Regions from separate parts of the Homo sapiens genome. Here region 2 is linked to region 1. Evidence: chromatin contacts called from ENCODE Hi-C or POLR2A ChIA-PET data. All regions are on one chromosome and are shown on one strand. The core of a region is the stretch at or near the end of the contact, and the rest is flanking DNA. Distances in the headings are between cores, read along the strand shown.

Evidence for each region. A loop is a pair of places that touch in the nucleus more often than their neighbours do. ChIA-PET counts read pairs that join two places held with the same protein, here RNA polymerase II (POLR2A). Pooled maps may share reads with other maps.
Region 2: a pooled map shows a loop between it and region 1 (2.2-fold over the local background). The contact joins two enhancer-like sites. A Hi-C loop is called at or near these places in 5 of 37 single-sample maps with no recorded cell type and 5 of 50 pooled maps. POLR2A ChIA-PET finds 5 or more read pairs at or near these places in 6 of 52 experiments (GM12878, HEK293, OCI-LY7 and 2 more).

Annotation. Positions count from the first base shown.
Region 1 is chr7:129,007,816-129,010,836 of GRCh38, forward strand. All of the region lies in intron 4 of TNPO3 (transportin 3), which reads right to left. Among named protein-coding and RNA genes, the nearest start is that of TNPO3, 46 kb to the right of the region's middle. Within about 2 kb of position 1,721, at least 3 of the 41 ENCODE cell types and tissues checked have a DNase peak (open chromatin) inside an H3K27ac peak, as active enhancers do.
Region 2 is chr7:129,071,277-129,074,289 of GRCh38, forward strand. No RefSeq gene overlaps it. Among named protein-coding and RNA genes, the nearest start is that of TNPO3, 18 kb to the left of the region's middle. RefSeq lists an enhancer at 1,460-1,569. Within about 2 kb of position 1,560, at least 4 of the 41 ENCODE cell types and tissues checked have a DNase peak (open chromatin) inside an H3K27ac peak, as active enhancers do.

The sequences.
Region 1 (3,021 bases), core at 471-2,970:
CACAAGAGGCACAGAGTAAATATCCAAGTATTTATAGAAGGAAGAATGGCAGGGGCCGGGTGTGGTGGCTCACGGCTGTAATCCCAGCACTTTGAGAGGCTGAGGTGGGTGGATCACAAGGTCAGGAGTTTGAGACCAGCCTAACCAACATGGTGAAACCCCGTCTCTACTAAAAATACAAAAATTAGCCAGGTGTGGTGGCACGCACCTGTAATCCCAGCTACTCAGGAGGCTGGGGCAGGAGAACTGCTTGAATCTGGGATGCAGAGGTTGCAGTGAGCTGAGATTGCGCCATGGTACTCCAGCCTGGGCGACAGAGCAAGACTCTGTCTAAAAAAAAAAGAAGGAAGAATGGCAGGAAAGGAAAGAACTAAGAGCCCTTGCTTTAGAGGGGAAAGTATTTGTAAAAAGTCATCAGAGCCTGCGTGCAGTGGCTCACACCTGTAATCCCAGCACTTTGGGAGGCTGAGGTGGGAGGATCGCTTGAGCCCAGGAGTTCTAGACTAATCTGAGCAACAAAGTTAAGACCCTGTCTCTACAAAAAAATTAAAAAATAAAACAACACTTTAAAAGTCACCAGAAAACACACTAGATGAGATAAGAAAATGTCACAAATATGGTTCTGGCCCCATTAAGTTCTTCTAGATATTTTTTACTCAAGACTTTCTTTGTTCCCCTGAAACTCAGAAAGAAAATATTCAGGGATGCCAGGCACTAAAATGGCCAGAATTTTTAGAAAAGACTATGACACTAATATATGCAATATATTTAAATATGTAATACGTAAACTAATAAATGCACAGGAGCACTTAATTTAATACGGTTCAAGGCTGAAAGTAGCAAAATGAACGGAGTAACTAAGTTCCCTTAACATGAACTGGAGCCACTGAGAGATTTCTCTTTAAGAGCTGATACTCATTCTCTCTCCCCCTCAACCTGTCTCAAACTCTCAATTGAATCTTTGATGCTGTTGATATAAACTCATTACATAATCACTTGGCCTTTAGACTTCCTGAATGATATTTCAATTTTAATAAGACATGATGTGTACAAGTGGAAGGATTTGCTTGTACATTCTAACTATTGACTCAAACTGAAAGACCAAATTCTGAAAAAAACCTGTTTCTAAAACTAATCTCTTTGAAAAGATGAAATTCTGCAAATTAAATCAAACATACATTCTAAAACATCAGAACTAACAGTTATCTTCTGTTCCTCTTTGAGAGCTATGCTATGTTAAAAATCTGCCTCTTAAAGTCCTCAAAAGCTTCAAGATAAATGCCACAGAGTCCAGAAGAGCTCACCAGTAAAAAGATAGCAGGGATAAATAAGAATTGAGATCTTAGATTAACAAAATAGAAAGTGAAGAGACAAAAATGTTAGAAGCACAGGTTCAGTTTAGCTATGAGAGCAAGCAGAAACACGTTTAAAACTTCAAAAAGTTCAACACCATGTTTAGGAATGGGTCCATTAGGACAGACCACAAAAGTATAATACTAACAAGAAATAGGACAGAATGTAATCATTAAAGGAGAGTGTGCAGGAAACTAAATGAGAAAAGGTCTTAAGAGGGGTTTGGAACCTGGCATTACAGCCACATGCCTATTTTTTTCTTGGCCATTTTGGACTAATTTCATCCCCTGGGTTCTATAACATGACAAGCTACATGACAAAATTAGAGACATTTTTAAGCACCACAGGAAATATATTTTTCAGACTGCATCACAGTTCCTCAAAATATCACCTGTGATTGATTGTCATGATGTGCTAAGTCAGGCACGTGCCTTGAATGCCCAAGTGGCTGCTGTAGTTGACTGCTGTGGCAGTAACCATGACACAAAATACATGTGGATGGGATTATTTTAAATTCACAAGTGCTTACAAAAAGAAAATGACAAATTCAAGTCCATTAACTCTCACCTCAGGCCACAGTCTGAGCACCACAGCTTTCACGCCCAGTCTAAAAGCAGCTCTTACTTTTTGTAGCTACAAAGTTAGTACTGCTGAAACTCGTATACCAAACTTAGTTGTGTGACTTGCTGAATTACAAACAACAGGTGAATTTACAGTCCCTCCACACTTCTCATGTGAAAGTTAGGAAACTGACTGGTAAAGAATGGGATTCTGAAACTTGGAAAGGAGACACCTGGTTGGACCTAAATGAACATGAGTCCATCATACTTCAAAAAGACAAAGCCAGAAAAAAAAAAATTCAAGGCAGCTTTAAAATAAATCCTCATTTTGAAAAGAATTAAGATTTATCCTACCTTTCTAGTAGGAGCTCATAAGAATGCCAACTTATATGTACAAGAAATAACAGAAATAGTCAAATATCATTTTGCAACCCATGATGAAATTATTATTATTTTTAGAGACAGTCTTGTTCTGTTGCCCAGACTGGAGTGCACTGGCACAATCGTGGCTCACTGCCACCTTGAACTCCTGGGGTCAAGTGATCCTTCCTGCCTCAGCCTCTTGAGTAGCTGGGACTACAGGTGCATGCCAACATGCTTGGTTAATGTATTATTTTTTTTTTGAGACAGGCTCTTGCTATGTTGCCCAGGCTGGTCTTGAATGCCTGACATCAAGCAACCGTCCCACCTCAGCCTTCCAACGTGCTGGAATTATAAGCATAAACCACATTGCCTGGCCCATAATGAAATTATTGATTAAGGTAGGGATTATCTACTGGAATGTAAAACAATTAGGCTAAAGTCTGATAGGGAATTGAACATTCATAAACTAACAAGCTACCATCACACAAACTACATTATATTACAAAGGAGGAAAGTGAACTTTAAAAATGGAAGGAACAGACTTTCATCTTAATCCAGTGGTCAACCCTAGCATCACTAATAGAAGGTCAACTGAACGCTGTATATATACTAAGACATAGCATCAAGTACCTATGATATATTCTAGCCCAAAATATTTAACTTTAAAAAACTAATCCTCTAAGCCTCTCAGTTTTTCTCAATCAGGATTCTAGGAAAGAATTATATCCTATAGGTTGGGTGTGGT
Region 2 (3,013 bases), core at 310-2,809, 63 kb after region 1:
TTGTTTTTTTGAGATGGAGTCTTGCTCTGTCACCCAGGCTGGAGTACAGTGGTGAGATCTCGACTCACCGCAGCCTCCGCCTCCCAGGTTCAAGTGATTCTCTGCCTCAGCCTCCTGAGTAGCTGGGATAACAGGTGTCTGCAACCACGCCCAGCTAATTTTTGTATTTTTAGTAGAGATGGGGTTTCACCATGTTGGCCACGCTGGTCTCAAACTCGTGGCCTCAAGTGAGCCGCCCGCTTTGGCCGCCCAAAATGCTAGGATTACAGGTGTAAGCCACCATACCCGGCCCCAAAAGAGATTTCAACTTAGGAATTGTCTGTGGTCATTTTCTACCGTGAAGACTTTTGCAGGGATGTGGAGGTGAATGGTCAGTGGAAGACAGCTTGTCTGCAACAAGAGAGGAAACGCACATGCAGAGCAGAGGTGAGATGGAAACTTTCCCCAATTTCCCGCAGTGGTCTGGGCCAGGGATTCTCAGATGTGAGCCTCCATCACCAGCACCTGGAGAGTTTGTCAAAACACAGATTGCTAAACTGGGCACGCTGGCTCACCCCTGTAATCCCAGCGTTTTAGGAGGCCAAGGTGGGTGGATCACCTGAGGTCAGGAGTTTGAGACCAGCCTGGCCAACATGGCAAAATCCCGTCTCTACTAAACAAAAATTAGCTGGGCATGGTGGTGGGCACCTGTAATCCCAGCTACCTGGGAGGCTGAGGCAAGAGAATCACTTGAACCCAGGAGGCAGAGGAGGTTGCAGTGAACTGAGATTACGCTGCTGCGCTCCAGCCTGGGTGACAGAGCGAGACACTGTCTCAAGGAAAAAAAGAAAGAAAGAAAGAAAGAAAAAAAAACCCCACAGTCTGCTGAGTCCCACTGCTAGAGTTTCTGAGTCACGAGGCCTGGGGTGTGGCCCAAGGATCTGCTTTTCTAAGGAATTCCCAGGTGGTACCGACACTACAGGTTAGGGGCTTGACTAATGGTGAGGACCCCTGCTCTGGGCCAGAGGGCTGAACCAGAGAGCTTAGTTCAGCATCCTCCCCAGAGTCCCCACCCAGCCTGTGAGCATCCAGCAGGCCCAGTCCCTGTCTTTGGGTTACATGAGTCTGTATCTTTCTAACAAATTCTCCCTTTTTTCCCCTAAACAGCTTAATTGTGATATAATTCACACACCATACTTAATTGTGATATAATTCACACACCATACAATTCACCCACTTAAAGTATTACAACTCAGTGGTTTCTAGTATATTCACAGAAATGTGCAACCATCACCACAGTCCATTTAAAAAGGAAGGAAATGTTGACACATGCAACAATACGGATGAACCGAGGACATTATACTAGTGAAATAAACCAGTCGGAAAAAGACAAATATTATTTGGTTCCACTCATAGGAGGTAACTAGAATAGTCAGATTCACAAAAACAAAGTAGAATGGCAGTTGCCAGGGGCCGAGGGGAGGGGAAAATGGAGAGTTGATTTGTACAGAGTTTCAGTTTTGCAAGATGAGGGAGTTCTGAGGACTGGCTGCACAGCGATGTTGTAACCACATTACACCAATCTGGTTCAACTTCTATGTAGCAAAGTTGTGAGTTGTTTTTCAGTGGTCATGGCCCTGCAGGTTGGAGGGGGCAATGCCCGGATGAACATCGTGTGCAACCATGAATGGGAACTAAGTGCTCGGACCAAGGAACCAGGCTGAATTAAGAAGCAAACACCAGGCTGGGCGCTGGTGGTGTACGCCAGTAACCCCAGCACTCTGGGAGACCGAGGCAGAAGGATTACTTGAGCCCAGGAGTTCGAGACCAGCCTGGGCAACATGGTGAGATCCCATCTCTAAAATAAAAAATAAAAATAAAAATAAAAGCAGACACCATGGCAGGACCCATGATCCAATCAGATTGAGCTCTGGGGTGACCCTATGGCAGGATCTAGTCAGATCACTCCTCATTACCCTATGCTAATTAAAATCCAACCCAGCCTCCAGCTCCAGGAGACAGATTTGAACATTTCTTCCTGTCTCTTTGTCTGTCAACTCACAAACCTTTCTCACTGCAAAAACTGTGTGTTTTGGTGTTTGGCTTTCTGTTGCATGCTGGCAAATGGACCCAGTTTTGGTTTGCTGACAATGCGAATATACTTAACACTGAACTGTACATTTAGAAATTGTGAAGATAGTGAATTTTATATTATACCTTTTTTTATTTTGCCACAATAAAAAGTAATTTTCTCTGTCTTTTTTTTTTTAAAGACATATGGCCTCTGTCACCCAGGCTGGAGTGCAGTGGTGTAGTCATAGCTCACAGCAGCCTTGAACACCTGGGCTGAAGCCATCCTCCCACCTCAGCTTGCCAAGTAGCTGGGATTACAGGCATGAGCCACTGTGCCTGGCAAAAGTTATTTAAAAACTTTTTTAATGTCTTTTAAAAGGAGACTTTCTGATGTGGTCAAAGGAAGCAGTTGGTATCCAGATTCAGCTGAACTTAATACACTTCCTTGGTTTAATTTATGGAAATATTTATATAGTTCCCATTTAATTATCCTCCAAGGACATGTCTGCTCAGAGGATCATCCTAGTTCTCTGGCCAACAATAAACAGGAACTGAGACAGAGTGATGGACGATATGACTCTTAGTGTTTCTGTCATGGCACATTGGCCTTTATGGGTCATTGCCCATGTGTTCCAGGATTTAGGATGAATTTTAATATGTCACTCTGCGTGGGCTACGGATTGGGTTTTATTAGGGAAAGTGAAATCTTACAAGGCTGGGTCAACAAGCAAAGGGGAAGCAGGAGTCTCCCATTCTATTCTCCGTCCCATAGAGAAGTATGTGAAGGTCAGGGTCTCAGCTGGATCTGCAGGATAGGTCCATGTTCTGCTGTATTAGTTAGGGAATAAATGTAAGAAACCAGTCTGTGAGTAGGGAACACATGAGTGGTTTGGGTGCTGGGCAGCTTGGATGTAGGGTGCCAGGGGTTCAGAGGAGATGGGAGGAATTCCTGCTTCCCAGT